Regions from separate parts of the Mus musculus genome. Here region 1 is linked to region 2. The links are chromatin loops, found by intact Hi-C in ENCODE. Cell type or tissue: gastrocnemius. All regions are shown on one strand.

The links. Hi-C counts contacts between places; a loop is a spot of excess contacts. Peaks named below come from ENCODE experiments on the same cell type or tissue, not always from the same donor. Only the 100,000 strongest peaks of a DNase experiment are listed, where the experiment ranks them.
Region 1: it touches region 2 in a loop (4-fold over the local background); 9 of 42 quality-filtered maps call a loop at or near these places.

The regions. Positions count from the first base shown.
Region 1 is chr5:120,812,334-120,820,333 of GRCm38, forward strand. Oas1c (2'-5' oligoadenylate synthetase 1C) reads right to left here and starts at 181. Exons shown (of 7, transcript NM_033541.4): 1 at 101-181. It also overlaps the pseudogene Oas1b. In gastrocnemius, a CTCF peak has its summit at 3,806 (motif pointing left); DNase peaks (open chromatin) are centred at 250 and 3,824; H3K4me3 peaks cover 1,355 bases; H3K27ac peaks cover 1,047 bases.
Region 2 is chr5:120,938,157-120,946,156 of GRCm38, forward strand. Rph3a (rabphilin 3A) reads right to left here. Exons shown (of 22, transcript NM_011286.3): 20 at 7,232-7,313; 21 at 4,862-4,958; 22 at 2,343-4,142. The coding sequence ends at 4,012. Among named protein-coding and RNA genes, the nearest start is that of Gm32185, 8.1 kb to the right of the region's middle. In gastrocnemius, no CTCF peak of the experiment used is centred here; a DNase peak (open chromatin) is centred at 4,121.

The DNA of each region.
Region 1 (8,000 bases), 130 kb before region 2:
CAGGAGATGGAAGCCGAGCTCAGGAGCCACCAGCCACCTTCTGTGGTTTCCTGATTCCGTTTCCCTTCTTCTACGTGCACAGATTGTTCCTAAAACGTACCGTGTAACAGCCTTTTTTCCAGAAGAAATCCCGAGAAAGCCAGGTCAGTTTCCTTACACATTCTTCCCTGGGCCGGATCTTAAGAAAGCTCAGGCTTGGATGGGGAGGTACCTGTTCAGAAGCCCTAACGCCATTGGCTGCTCGGGCCTGGATGATTTGCATATCCGCGCCCTTCCCGGGAAATGGAAACTGAAAGTCCCATTTCTGCTTCAGCCAGCCTAGGAGACACAGGACCTGCTGGCTGCAGAGGTAAAAGCTGGACCTAGGATGGAGCAGGATCTGAGGAGCATCCCGGCCTCGAAGCTTGATAAGTTCATAGAGAACCATCTCCCGGACACCAGCTTCTGTGCTGACCTCAGAGAAGTCATAGATGCCCTGTGTGCTCTCCTGAAGGACAGATCCTTCCGGGGCCCCGTCCGCCGAATGAGGGCCTCTAAAGGGGTCAAGGTGAGCCTTCCTCAGCCTGAGCTGGCCGAGATGAGGTGGGACAGGACTTTCAGAAGCCAGGCTGCAACCCTGATCCCTCCTCTTAATTCTGATCACAGCTGGCGATGGGTTCTTCCCCCCAAGTCCCACATCTGTATTGGAGAAGGAGCCTCAGCTACAGTTTATGTTCCCCACTCCCAGGCCATGTCCATTTCAGAGTCGGGGAAACTGAGGCCCAGAATGGCAAAGCAGTTTTCTGGAAAGTGGAGGGGCAGGTGGTGGGGCAGTGGTAATACAACCTTTGCACTGCTGTGTGACTTAGGGTAACTTAACTACCTTCTCCATGTCCAGTGTTCCACGCCCCAGGAATGATAAGGTCACATAGACTAAGTCAAATGTGACACGGAGGACAGACCAGGACTCGCCTGCTATGTGACTGGATTGATGGACCCTCTCTGGACTCGGTTCCCGGGCTGTCTGTCAAATCACATTTCATGACACTGGTACTTAACTCTCAGACTCTGTGAAGGGTGCAGAAATGAAGTTGTTTTCTTGTTTTCAGTTGACTGTATTTCTACATTTTTAGTTGTGAGTGGGGCTCTGTATGTGTTAGTGCAGGTTTGGTCAGAATTGAAAAGGGGGTGTCAGATCCCTTAGAGCTGCAGTTACATAGGTGGCTCTGAGCTGGCCTGCTTGGGTGCTGGGAACTAAACTGAGGTCATCAGCAGGAACAGCAGGCAGTTTTAGCTACTGACCCACCTCTCCATCCGGAGATGTGACAATTTGTAATGCCCTCTCTCAACAGTAGCTGATGCTCATGTGTGTTAGTGATGATTCTAAGCATTTTATTTAGGGAGGCTTTGTTCAGCATGAATTCTTCTTTTTATGATATTTGTTTTACAGACTTGGATCACCTTTATTGTTTTTTTCAGTTTCTCTATGATGTTATATGTTATTCTATATCACACAAGGCCATCTTCTCTTTAATGATGTCACTTGCGCATATTTCCTCCCAGCTAACAATGCCAACCATGGGACTATGGCTACATTCTCATATATCTGTATTAATTTAGTCATAGTCTCCTTCCAATCTCTACTATCCTTTACCTCCCACCAGACCCTCCCCAGAGATTCACTCTCTGATGGTATGTCACATGTGTGCAGCTAATGTGGGCACTGCATGAGTGCTACTGTACCCTTCCCAAACTCTTCTGTGCTTGTTTCATTTAGACCTCTCCCCCACTCCCATACACAGCCCCCCCCCCCACACACACACTTGAACACACAGAGACTCCACAGATGAACATGGATATTTTCCCTTCACGGTGTGGTTTATCTTCTGTATCAAGAGGAGATCCAGCACCCTCTATTTTCCTACATAGATTCTGATGTCACTCTTCAGGGCTGACTAATATTCTCCTGCACATCTAGCAGCTTGCTCCATCCATCCAACCATCCATCCATCCATCCATCCATCTATCACCTTGGTGATGGACTCCAGTTCAGCATCTGGACCTCCCAGCATGGCTCTCCCTGTCCTTTGTCATTCTCTTTCTTGTCTTTCAGGGCAAAGGCACCGCGCTCAAGGGCAGGTCAGACGCTGACCTGGTGGTGTTCCTTAACAATCTCACCAGCTTTGAGGATCAGTTAAACCAACAGGGAGTGTTGATTAAGGAAATTAAGAAACAGCTGTGCGAGGTTCAGCATGAGAGACGTTGTGGAGTGAAGTTTGAGGTCCACAGTTTAAGGAGTCCCAACTCCCGGGCTCTGAGCTTCAAGCTGAGCGCCCCCGACCTGCTGAAGGAGGTGAAGTTTGATGTGCTGCCAGCCTATGATTTACTGGGTAAGGCAGCCTGCCAGAGAGCCTCAGCTCACCCTTCTGCATGCCTTCATCCTCCCTTCTAGTTCCACCTCTGTGTGTGTGCACATGTGTGTTGCGTAGGTGTTCTCTTGTGTGTGGGTGTGATCCGGAACCATGGCTAACTCATCTCAAGAGTCATCCATCTTTTTTGAGACCTTGTCTCTCCCTGGTTCAGAATTCACACTTGAGCCTGACTGGCTGGGAAGAGCCCCAGGGACCCTCAGAGTCTCCCCCTTCTCAGTTCTGAGATTACAATCCTACACCACCAACACTGGCTTTTTCTCTGAGTTCTGGGATTCCGACGGGGGTCCTCATGCTTGCGAGCCAAGCACGTTACAGACTGAGCTATCTCCCCAGCCCACACCTTCCATCCCTGAACTGAAAACCATTATCATTTGAGAAATTCAACTAAAGAGAATGTCTCTTTAAAGCTGCGCTGGGGAGGAGGGATTTTGGAAATTTGGTAGCGGGGAGACAGAATCCATCCCACAGGGACATTGAGCAGCCTGCTGGCTCACTTAGGGGAGGGAGTCAAACTAGATGCTCCCTCAGCATACCAGTCCTACTCACGGCTAGCTGTGGGTTTTGTCTTCTTAAACATGAGACAGTGTAGACTTCACTGAAAATAACAAACTCGCGAATCTTCTCCCTCAGAGCTGTTCAGAGACCTGGGGTGTCTGCAGGAGAGTTTGCACAGGACGCAGATCTCATCGGAGCTCTGGCCCCTCAGTAAAACTGCAGATGCAGCCACCCAACTCACACATGCACACACATTTTATAACATTACACATTAAAAGATCTTATCTTTTGACAAAAATCTCAATTATTCAATTTTACCAATGAAGACTTGCAAAGCCAGATACTGTGGTAAAATCCTGCTAGCTCAGGGAGGCAGAGAAAGCACCTAGCTGACCTTCCTCCTGAGCCAGAATGTTCCAGAATGCATCCCCTTCTCATGCTATCTCATAACCTCTTTCAAATGGAATGTCCCTCCCCTCTACTTCCTGTGGGTCTCTCTATCCCTCCTTCTGACTCCCTCTTACTCTCTGTGGTTCCTTCTTAGTAATCCCATGTTCGCTTCTGGTCAGCTGGTTGCTTGCTCTGCCTCTTGATCTATGATTGGCTTTATTTAATCCTGTTTACAATATTCAAGCAGAAAGCTCCTGGATTAAGGGTGTGTGCTAAGGCTGAGCCACCACACCTAAAACCAGGTTTTTCCAATAAACAACTCAATCTCAGGGTTCACAGTGTGATCAAATATCCTGCAACAATCTTTTACCAGGCCTGATACAGCATGCGTCGCCAAAATTACAGATTGTCCAACTCAGGAAACACTCCTGAGAGCACAGTGGGATCTTGGGGGAGCTTAGAGAATACTTGAGGCTTTACATTTGGGGGAAGCACAGCACCCCCTGTTGGCCACTGTGTGAACTTCTGCTGTTAACTTAGTGACAAGGCCACTAGCCCTTGGCTTAGGAGAGCCGTGGAAACAGTCCAGAGTCTCAGGCAGCAGGGACTGAGAGGGCCAGCCTGGGAGTAGGACCAGGGCAGCCTGCTGTGGGAAGCTGCAAGAGGCTTAGAACCTTGTTCAGTGGAGGGGGATCAGAGTGGGTGACCAGAAATGATCTGTGACAGCAGGTCCCACAGAAGCCTGTCTGGGTCATGGATTTCCTCAGCCTCAGCAGCTTTCCAGTGGTGAGGGGCTCTACCACAGAAGGACTGCCTGTGGGCAACAGCCAAAGAGAGGATCATAGCCACAGCCCTATAGAAGATGACATAAGCAATGAGCCCTATTGTAACTAGACCCTGACACTAATCTAGACTAGCCCATAACCTCCATGGTCACTGAGTGACAGGCTTGTCGAAGCTCCATCCGTGAGTGACTTTGCCCTGTGTCAGCATCACAGTCTGATGGTGTGGTCTGCTGCATGGCACACATGTGCACACACCTAAGGCACAGCCTGCCTAGACTACTCAAATGTGCACACACACCTATACACACATCTATTCCATAGTCTGCTGCTCTTCTACTCTATAAGTGCACAGGACACACACACACAAACACACACACACCCTAACACTGCCATATCTTGTTCCATCTGGACAAACAAAACCACATGATATTAACTTATCACTACAAGAAATCACCCACCGAAAACACACAGTGGCTGGGGAGACAGCTCAGTGGATAAGGGCGATTGCTGCTCAAGCATGAGTACCTGAGTTCAAATCCCCAATATCCACCTAAACTTAGGAAGTGCCACACATTGACCTGGATACCTGGTCACTATGGGGGCAAAAGACAGGAGATTCTGTAAGACCTGCAGGATTCCAGCCAAGCTCCACATTTACAGACAGACTCTGACGCAAAGAAACATACTGACAAACTATAAAGAAGAGACACCTTAGGTCCTCTCCTGTCTCTGAACATATCAGGAACACTCGCCATGCATACACAATATAGAGCAGAGACTCTGTCAGTGTGAGACGTGATATGTGAATGCAGCCGACTGCTCCACAGTGAACTTTGACACATACATGAGTGCACAACTTTGACAAGAACTATGCAGAAGATACTGGAACCAGACGTGGTTGGCCATTATCTGATGATCACGTGTGTGTGACCACAGTGTGCTGGTTCCTCCCACCTCTGTCTCCAGGCCTGCAAGAAAGACCCTCACTAGAGCAAACTGGGAGCAGGGACTTTGTAGTGCACAGCATGTGTGCAGTCCTAAGGAGTGGTGGGGCAGATGGGTATATGCGGAGCGATGCCTGCTGGGGAAAAACGCTGCCTGTTCGCTGAACCCCATAGGCTGTGATTCTGGACCTGGGGAGACTGAGGAACCTCAGAGAGGGGCTGAGCTGTTCCACTGAATGAAATCTTGTTTACAGATCATCTTAACATCCTCAAGAAGCCTAACCAACAATTCTACGCCAATCTCATCAGTGGGCGTACCCCGCCGGGGAAGGAGGGCAAGTTATCGATCTGCTTTATGGGGCTTCAGAAGTACTTCCTGAACTGTCGCCCAACCAAGCTGAAGCGCCTCATCCGCCTGGTCACGCACTGGTACCAACTGGTAAGGCATTGGCCTGGTCACTGTGCGCTTCATCTGTACAGAGTGTAGACACGGGGCAGAGAAAATGTGTACTCTAGTTCGGCGTCTATTGAGGTAATAACTCTATCACATGACCAAAACGCTCCTGGGAAGGAAGGATATTCTTATGTTTACACATCTAAGGCACACTCCATCATTGAGGGAAGTCAGAGGAATAACTGAAGCAGAGGCCATGGAGGAATTCTGCTCACCGTTTGCTGTCCATGACGCACTCAGCGGCCATTTCTACACAGCCCAAGGCCACATTCCACTCATGGCCCCAACCACAGTGGTCTGGTCCCACCAACATCAATCAGTGATTAGTAACATGCCCATAAACTACCCAAGCCAGTCAGATGGATCTGCATTTTACTGAGCAAGATGGACTCCTACCAGAGGAGGCTAGCTGGTGTTTAGTGGACAAAAAGTAAGCAGCACAATTGACCCCTTTTCAACATGGCACACAAACAAACCACGGTTGAACCATAACCTTTCCCTTCTTGCTTGTCCCTAAGATCTCATGTCGCTATCACACCATAAAACACAACTTAGGTTTAAAGTCCCCAAATTAAAAATCAAACCTAAAGAAACTCCCAACACATAAAAAGACTAGTCTCTCAATGCTGGCCTCATATAAAATTAAAACACAAGTTAAATACTTTCTTACTGCAAGAGGGAAGAACCAAGTCACTGTCACAATCTAATTAAAACACAACCAAAATTCAACAGAGCAAAAGGCTCAGTATCTGATATCTGGGACTCATAGTTCTCTGAGCTTCTCCGGCTCTGCCATCCACGGCACACACAGCAGGTCTCAGGCTCAGGCCAGCTTTGTTCTCACAGTGCTCTGTTCCTGACAGTCATCTCCTGCTCAGGGCAAGGCCAGTATCTTGGGGTTTCCACTGCCATTGAGGCTGCACTTTCACTAATGGCTTCTCCTGGCCTCTCGCAGTGCCAGGCCTCAGCTGCTCTCCAAGGCCCCTTCAGTCCAGCAGTTCTCATGGGACTTGAAATCTGGGAGACATCTCTGCAGTTCCAGGTGTGATTGACACTTGGAGATGCAGACTTGGGACCCCTGGACTACAGCTGATAGAGTCCATGGTCTGCCAAAGAATGATGTCCTGCACTCAAATTGTATGCAAAAGCAAAGAGCGTTTTTATTCTGTGGGATTCCAGCATGCTGGGATCTATCATTAACCAAGATGGAGATGCCCAGATGAGATCACAGGCTCAATTTAAAGCACATTAGTGGAATTCCATGGAAGAGTAGGTGACCTTTTTCTTGATTGGTTGGCTCTATTCTAGGGACATTCCTGAATCATTGCTGGGGGGGCTAGAAACTGTCACTTGGGGAAGCCTGGAAACTGTTGCTGACTCTGTTCTTTCCCTAGGCCAGGTGGCAGGGAAGCTTCTGATGGCTGGGCAGTTTCTGATTGGATGCTCTAGGCCTGGGGTTTTTCCAATAAATGACTTGCCTAGACTTGTACAGTTCTGAGAAACACAAATTCAGGCCTAGTCTCCTGATATGCCAGTTTGAAGCCCATTATGGAATCACCCTGGCTCAGTCCACTTACACCTACTCTTGCTGACTATGAAGAAACTCTTTCCAAAAGATTTGCACCCCCCCACACACACCCATGGTGCAGGTTTCTTCTTTATCAGAGCAGATTTTCAGCCCCAACTGAAGAGAAATTACTGACTCTTAATGTAAACACAGCACACAAACAGCCCAGATGGGGTTTTGCTTTTCTCTGAAACTTCACTCCAGCCTCTGTCACCTACCTGCCTCTCAGCACTCCTGTCTTCCAAGTTCCCACAAACAGCCTGGTAGGCTCTTTGCTCTCAACAGCTCTCCCACCCAAAGTTCCATAATCCTTTCTCAATCCTCCCAAAGAGCAACATGGCTGGTCAGTCACAGCAGCGCCCCTCCTCCCTAGGACCAGTTTCTGTCCTAGTTTGCTCTGACTGCTGTGGTAAAGATGCTGCTGCAAAGTAAATTGAGGTGGAAATGGATTGTCTGGCTCACGTTCCTGCATCACACTCCATCACTGAGGGAAGCAGAGGCAGGAACTGAAGCTGAGGCCATGGAGGAACTCTGCTAGCTGCCGGAGACCCTTAGGCGATCAGTCTGATTTTTACAAACAACTCAGGAACACCTGCCCAGGACAGGCAATGCCCACAATGGGCGGGGCCCTTCTACACTGATCAAGGAAATGCCCCACAGGCTTGACTCCAGGCCAGGCTGATGGAGGCATTTTCTCAGTTGTGGGTCCATCTTCTCCAGATGATTCTGTGTCACTTTGGCAAAAAGAATCAAAATTAGCAAAAGCAGTGAGAAAAAACAATGTAAAAAAAAAAGTGGGTGGAAGGGAATCAGAGGGGAGGGGAGAAGCAGGGGTGAGTGGAGATGGGGGGGAGATGATGCTGTAGGAGGGGCAAGGAGTGGGGTGGGGGATCTGAGAGGAGGGAGGATTTTCTTTGCCTGTTCTAGGTGATTTCTTCTAGTCTACTTTCCAAT
Region 2 (8,000 bases):
TAAAGTCGACATGGCTTGCTGGAGGTTGGGAGTTCTGTAGACTGGAGACACACTCACCCCTTTTTCCTGGCTTGTGCCTGCCTCTCCTGCTTTCTCCCAGCCACCTGGGGGATGGGGTGTACCCTCCCCAGCTCAGGAGCATCATCTTGGATGGACGCTGTACACCCGAGTCCAAGATTAGGGCAGGCATGTGGGATGACGTTGCTGAAGCCTGTGCCACGGGTCAGGGGTCTTCATGGATAATGTAACTGCAATGCCCCGGGGATGTTCCAAAATCTTAATGTCAGAGACAGAATAAGCACCTGACCAACGTGAGGGAATGATGTCTGTGGGAACAGCGTTTTCTGCCACATTGCCCCATGCAGTCGCTGTCATAACTGAGAGAAAAGAACAATTAGCCTGCTCAGGAGTCCCAGTGTTAATGAAAATGCTCAGCCTGGTAGGCGTGTCCTATGCTTGTAGGCGTGTCCTATGCTGGCCTGGTAGGCGTGTCCTATGTCGGAACCAGGGATCTGCCGCCCCCCTTGGCTGTGTGGCAGTGGCTGCATGGAGCACTGTGCACATAAGGGTTCTGAAGCCTTTGGCAGGCTCCTCAGTGGGTGCTGTATTGATTAGTGATGCCTGCTGCATTGAGAACACTGTACACAGAAGGGTTCTGAAGCCTTTGGCAGACTTCTCAGCTGACGCTGTATCGATTAGTGATGTCTGCTGCGAGTACTGGGAAGAGCAGGGAGTGCCTCAGAGGGCTTGCAGGGCTCACATTTACCCCTGTGGTCACCTGGTGGCAAGTAGCTGAACTTCAGTAAGTGGGCTGACATGAAGGCAGCTGACTTCAGTCACTATGGAGGTGGGAATTGGCCAGCAAAGGGGAAATGGTTTCAACTCTGCACAGGGGGCAGCGAGTTGGGAAGGTGAGGAGAGTACAGGCAGTTGGAAAAGAAATTCTCAGGATTCCCGGGTGACTCCAGGAACTAGAGAAACTGTCCTGGAAGAACTTGGCCTTGGGAGGAACTGACCAGCTCAGCGGGAATAAATTGCTCATGTCTCTCAGGGACTCAATTCAGTGCGGTTGAAATTCTCTTGAGGAGCCAAGGATGGTTATTCACACTGCAACCAATCCCAGCTTTCTAGAGGTGGAGGTGGGGGATCTGAGGGATCGGAAATTCAAAGTCAGCCTAGGCTACATATGCAGTTCCAGGCCATCTTGGACTATAGGAGACCCTGTCAAGAGGAATGGGGGCAGGGGGGAGGTGGTTTCTAGATTTATTTACCTGGCTTTCAGGTCACTGAGAATGTGGAATATGGATTTATCAGTGAAGGCTCCTTCTGAGCTGGGAGGTACTAAAACCCAGGGAGATTATCAGATGCTCTGCTATTATCAGATGATTTTAGTTATCATCACCATGGTAAGTGCTGGGCTGGAAGTCTAAGGCCCAGGTCCCTCCCATTCCTAGCTTCCTTGGTTCTTTATTTCCTCATCTGTTTAATAAATGAATCAACTGCACAATTCCCCATTCAAGTCTAGGTTCTTGTGTGTGTGTGTGTGTGTGTGTGTGTGTGTACATGTTCATACATGTGTGCATGTGTGTAGGTGGTGGTCTAAGGTCAGCAATGGTGTCTTTCTCTATTGCACTCCACTCATTTTTTGAGGTAGGGTCTCTCAGTGAACTGATAGCCCACTGATGGGGTACAAGCCACTGGTCCGTGAGCACCACAGCTCCACCTCCTCCTGTGTCTGCCTCCTGGTACTAGGATTATAGTCCCATACCTCACACCCAGCTTTATTGTGTGTGTCCCTGATGTAGGTACGACACTGTGCTGTGACATGCATGTGGAGGTCAGGGAACCCTCTCCTTGCACATGTAAGTGGGTTCCAAGGATTGAAACCTAATCTCCGGATTTGTGCGACAAGAGCTGTTATTCACTGAGCTGTCTTGCTGGCGCACAACCAGCTCTTCACATAGGTCCTGGGGATCTGAACTCATGTCCTTGTGTTATCAGGCTCTCTGCTGACTGATCTGTCTCCTCAGCTCCCAGGACCTCCCATCACTTGGTCCCACAGTTGTTGATAATTCCTCAAAGATATGGAGGAGGAGATGAACACATGCCTGATATTTGTGGGCTCCCGCAACATAGCTTCTCAGAAGATGGGGGGGGGGTCCCCTGGGTTTCTTGAGCCCATCTGTCTATGCTCAGGATAACATCGGCCAGACAGCACCTCTGTTCGGTTACTTCACTACATCCTGATAAATTGCTTGTGTGGTCCCCAAGCCTCTACATGTCCTGTTTGGAAGGCAGAAGAATCTTCTAGAAACCAGCAAGGAAGAGAAGCAGGCCAGTAGTTTCCTTGGATATTCCTACTTTATTTTTGGCTACATCAGTGCAAAGAAAGGCAGTGGGCATGGTGCATGCACCGGGGGACTTGTGTTCTATGTGGAGGGGTGGGTATGTGTGTCACGGAGGGCATCAGGGCGCTGTGAGCAGGCTGCATTCCGAGTCCAGAGCCAAAACCAGCATCAGGCTTGGGCGACTCAGCCAGCATGCTTTCTCCTAAAGGTGACCATGACAGGGAAGTGGGCAAGTGGGCGGAGCATCAGACCTATAGGGACTAACCAGGGGAGCCATGGAAGTGGGAAGGTTAGCCACCTTGGGGCAGGCAGAGCCTGATTCTAGAAGAGAGTCATTTCAGGGAAACACAAGAGTCCCTCAGGAACAGCACGAGTTACTGAGAGCAGGGTGCATCTCAAGAGATGTTGGAAGGAACAAGCAAGACTGTGAGACTTGGGAATGGGAGGGTTTTAGTCTTGGTCTGCCTGACGCTATAGGGAGTAGTGGGGTTTGTGATGTTGATGGGGCAAAACTATCAAGATGGGAAAAACCAGACTTGCCTCTCATGTGAGGAAGATGGCCTGACTCCAGCCTCAGGTGTACATTCCTCTGGATTTGTCATGGACCAAGAGAGTTCTGACCTAATTAAAGCTCTAAATACGGTTATTTGATCACCACCAGGAATCACGGGGAAGAGAGTGGAAGGTAGACAGAACAGAGGTGGCTCTGAGTGGAAGTTTGGGGAGAGGGTCCTTTGCTCTTTGCAAAGAGTAGAGGAAGGATAGAAGCATGGGGTCCAGGAGCAAGTCCCCTCATACACAGAGCTCCGTGCCACCTGTGCCCATTTGGGGAGCCAGGGATGAGAAAGAGAGATCCTGTTTCTCAGGATATCTATAGTGCTGCCATGCACCCAGGCTGTGCCAGCTGCGGGCCCCAGGCTCAAAGATAGCCAGCCATGCCAATGGGAGATGTGTTAATGTCAGAGATGTGGGGCCCAGCTTCATCCAGCTTGGGAGGTTGCTGGCCAGGCTGGCAAGGGGCACATGGGGAGGCTCTGCCTTGCATCCCCCACTGTGGAGGTGGGAGAAGAGGGGAGGGGAGGGAGGGTGGGTGAGGAGGTACTGATAAGATGAGCAAGGAGCAAGGAGGAAGTTAGTTTTACTAGGAAGCCAATGGACAGCTTCCTGAAAGGGTGGGGGAGGGGCAGGCCCTCTGTGTATTCTCTGTATCTAGTTCCTGGTGTGCCTAGAGAGGATGGGTGTGTGTATCTATCTGTCTCTCTCTCTCTGTCTCTCTGTCTCTGTCTCTGTCTCTCTCTGTCTCTCTCTCTCTCTCTCTCTCCTTTTTTTTTTTCTTCCTGGAGTGCTTTGGATGGACAGAGGCAGCCTCAATGTATAATTTCTGCCCTCCTCCTGGTCCTTACAACCTATGGGTTCACCAGTGCCCAAGGGGACCTGAAGATGCTTAAGGTCAGAGTAAATCTCTTTGTAAATGTCTCCCCACACCCACTACCCAACCTCTGGGGACCAGAGAGGGCTCACATCCAGACCCTGAAGCCCAGAGATTCTTCTTCTGTAGCAGGACCTGAAGTGGGGGAGACATGAAAGGTTCATAGTTGGCAGGGGAGGCTCTGAAAGGGGAGAGCGGCTGGGGCAGAGACAGGGGACACCAGGGCACCAGGTCCTAATCACTGGACACGTGGTTCTCGTTCTGCAGTTGGTGCCAGCGCTCAATCTTCTTGTCTTTGTTCTTCAAACACTCATACCAATGTTTCAAGCGCTCGCCTTTGGCCGAGATCCCCAGCTGGCAGCCTCCTGGGGATGAGCAGAACAGAGAGGGAGGGGCGGGTCAGTGGAAAGGGACACAGTGGCCAATTGCATCTCTAGACCCAAGCGTAGAACTGGGAGGAAAGCCTGCCACCAAGCAGTAACACCCACACCCTGCCCATTCTCTGAGAGGTGTTGCTCTGTGACTGTCGTCAATATCATGATCACCCTCTGAGCCTCTAGAATGGGCTATGGGTCCCTCCTGCAGCACCAAACCAGGACTTCATGGTTACAAAACCTCACCTGCCTTCTACTTCTCTTCATGTGTCTCCACATACTAGGCATTCACTGCTACTTCCCAAAGGATCAGTTTCTTCTTCATCCCCTGCCTGGAGCCTCTCTCCCTGTGCCAAGTTTACAACTTGCTCTCCTTGGGTTTTGGAAGAGCTGGCAGAGTTAAACCCTGCCTCTGGATCTTGGATAGAGATTAAAGGGGGACTCCCTTGTGCCTGCTTCCTGCAGAGGGCACACTCTCTGCTCTCCCGACGCTCAGCTAGTCTGCTGTGGTGTGCACCTGCTTTCAAGTAGAGGCACATCCAAATGGGATCCAAGTCAGGACCCTGAGTCCCAGGTGAGTCCTGAGCCTGCAGAGCTACTAGAGAATGGGGTTGTGTGGCGGTGGCCTTCCCCAGTGCCCCACAAGGTATCCTCTTCTGGGAAGGCCATATGAGGAGGCAGTCCCAGGAGCTGGAAGCTGGAGCACTCACCGATGTAATCATTAGACTTGCCAATGTCGTAGTCCCACACCGAGATATCCAGGGACTTTTTAGCCAGGTCGCTGTGTTTGATATCATAAAAGAACTCCTGTGAACAGCAGAGGGACAGGTAAGCAACAGTCCCCCGAGCTTCCAGTGCTAGCAGCTAGGGATGTAGCCCAAGGAGTCCCTGGAGCAGGGCATTCTGGGGGCAGGCCTGTCTCTCCAACAGAGCTCCTTAGGACATGGAATCTTGGTGACCCATTGGCAGTGGGCTCTGTTTGATACTGGGGTGGTCACTGGGTCAGTAATGGTGCTTGGTCCTCTTGGGGGCTTTCTGAGTGGGAGTATGTCTGTCCCTCAGGGTTAGCATTAGGGATTTACTGTGACCCAGACAAGAAGGGTTTTGTCTGGTTGTGCTTTTGAGACGGGGGTCTCACTTAACCCTGGCTGGCCTGGAGCTCAACTGTGTAGCCCAGGCTAGCCTCAAACTCGGGGATGAGCATCCTGACTCAGCCTCAGTTGCCACTAGGCTTAGCAGTATGATTTTAAAAAAATAGTTTTCCTGTGTGCTTGTAAACTTTTGTCATGTTCATTATTCACACAAACAAGGAAGCCATGACACATTATCTGTAGCCAGACTTGAGAATGGCCATTGTCAGGATTTGGCCACGTGCAATTTATACTGATGTGTGAATTTTTAAGAAAACTAAATCCTAAATTTAAAGCCCTTTCTACTCTGTAACTTATGTTTAAAAAAACAAATCAGCACATTTTCCAAAAATATTTCTTGTCGATGGGATGGTTCACACCTCTAGTCCCAGTACTTGGGAAGCTGAGGCAGTAGGGCCACCACAAGTTCAAGGCTGCCTTCAGTCACAGGGTGAGTTCGAGGACAACCAGGGCTATGGATGGACAGATATATTCTGATGTCACCATCTTAAAAGGCACACTATTTCTGTGTACTTGCATGCTGTGGCTCATCTATAGGGGTCAGAGGACAACCGGTAGGAGTCTCCTAGCAGGTAGGTCTCAGAGAACAAAATCGGGTCATCACACTTGACTGCAATCACCTTTACCCACTGAGCCATCTCACTAGGCCTACAGCATCATTGTCATGGTGACATTTAATGGTGGTTGGGCTCACAGTTGGGTGTGTAGGCTGCCTCTAACTTTCAGTCTTTAACTGACTGATCCAGCGGCATCTAAGGGGTGAGATCACTCTGTCCATCCTTGATCATATATTTAGGACAATTTCCAAGACATGCATTTCTGATGGAGGCATATACGATGATGTCAGGTGGACTAAGCACAAGCTGGCTGCACGTTTCAAAAACTCAGAAGTGCATACTATTATGGATTCAGGGGGAAATCATTACTTCTGAGGCTGGGGGAGGAGGGGGTTTGATTGGATGCTTCTGGTTGTGGCTGTGTTATTTTTGAAACAGTGACTTGGGGTTTCCCTAGATAGCCCGGGATGACCTTGAACTTCTGAACCTCCTGCCTCACTCTCCCAGGTCTCTCCCCACCATGTCTATTTGGATTTCTTATTTGTGGCTTGTCCAGATTCTAAGAGAAAGCAGGGCAGCCTACAGTGTGGGTCTCCTGAGTGAGCGCTTGTATCCTGGTTTTCAAAAACCATCATAAATGAACCGTATCATACACCCCTCCTCACTTACAAAGTGCATTAGAATCCAGCGATTGCTGGCTGGGACAGACTCAGAGCTCAGAGGGAAAGGCCAGAGAGAGAGAGCGCAGGGGTGGGACTCCAGGCTCTGGGTCCAGCTCATCCCTTGTGTGTTTGTTTTGGGTTTGAAATGGAGGCTGTCTGGGTGGGGTTAGCTCAGAACTCAGCTCCTTCACCCTCCTTCTTTAGTCCTTTGCAGATGGGACAGACACCCGCACCCCTCCCGCCAGCCCAGCTTATTAACAGTTAATGGAGAAGCAGTGTTTAGCGTAGAGGGGAAGGGACAAATGATCCTAGGAACATAGGATAACCTTGCCTGTGGAAGTCAAAACGCACGTGTTTTGGGGCATGAATAGGAGTTTGTCAGGGAGAAAAGGAGGCACACAGGTTGGCAAGGCCTCTTAAACAAGGGAAGGACACATTCAGATTCTGCTGTCCTTGAGCTCACAACTCAACATCAGTGTGCCAGGAAAGACACTGGGGGTGACTTAGCTCAGTCTCTGAAAACAGCTTCCTGCACCGTCCTCAAGCTGCGGCTTTGTCTGTGACAGGGAGCTCGTCCCCTTTCCTTTTGGTAGAACTCAAGCTGATCGCTAATGGAAACACTCTTTTGAGACAATTAAGAATATTCTGGAAGGGATACAGTGCTCTCTCACACGCAGGAAGTCTCCACGGGTATGACAGAGTAGCCTTACCTCGTTAAACTCGGGATTCAGGGTCTTCTTTTTAATCTGAGTCTTGTGCTTGGCTTTCTTCCCCATGTCCGGTTTCAGCCAGCTGGGAGGAGACACCAGTAAATCAGAAAGTGACCCAACACTGGTTCCACCTTGGATGGTGGGGGGGCCCTTCTCTGAGCTTATTATGTCTTTCTGCTGCTCAAAGCTATCCATCGGCTTCCTGTGACCTCAGGGGAGAGTTTAGAACCCTCCCATGGCCCCGGTGTCCATGTGGTTGGGTCCCAGCTCCATCCCAGCTCTCTCTCCCATCATGCCCTTCAGGACCTCTTCCTCATCCTCCTCTCTACCCCAGGGCCTTTGCCACTGTTTCCTCTAACCAGGAAGCTCTTTCTCAGAATGCTGCATACAGTAGGTGCCCAGCCAGTATCTTCTGGGTGGAAACAAGTACTCCGTGGAAGAGGGTTTGGCACACACTAATGATCAGAACGGCAGAGGAACATTCCACCAACTGAGTCCACTGATGTTATATTTTCCAGGCGAGTGAGCGAAAAGGGCTTGAAACCCTCTTGGGGTGGTCACACCTGACTGCTTGTCACCAGCAGAGCAGCTTTGATGAGTTGGCTGGAATAACCCCGGGTTTGGGGTCTTTTGAGTGTTTCTATAATGAATTTGGATGAAGTCCAATTGCTTCTTTGATAGCGGAGATCTGAGCTACTGGGGGCGCCTGTGGCTGACTCCTGAGCTGTAAGTGGAATCACCATGCCAATCACTCTAGGAAGGGACAGTT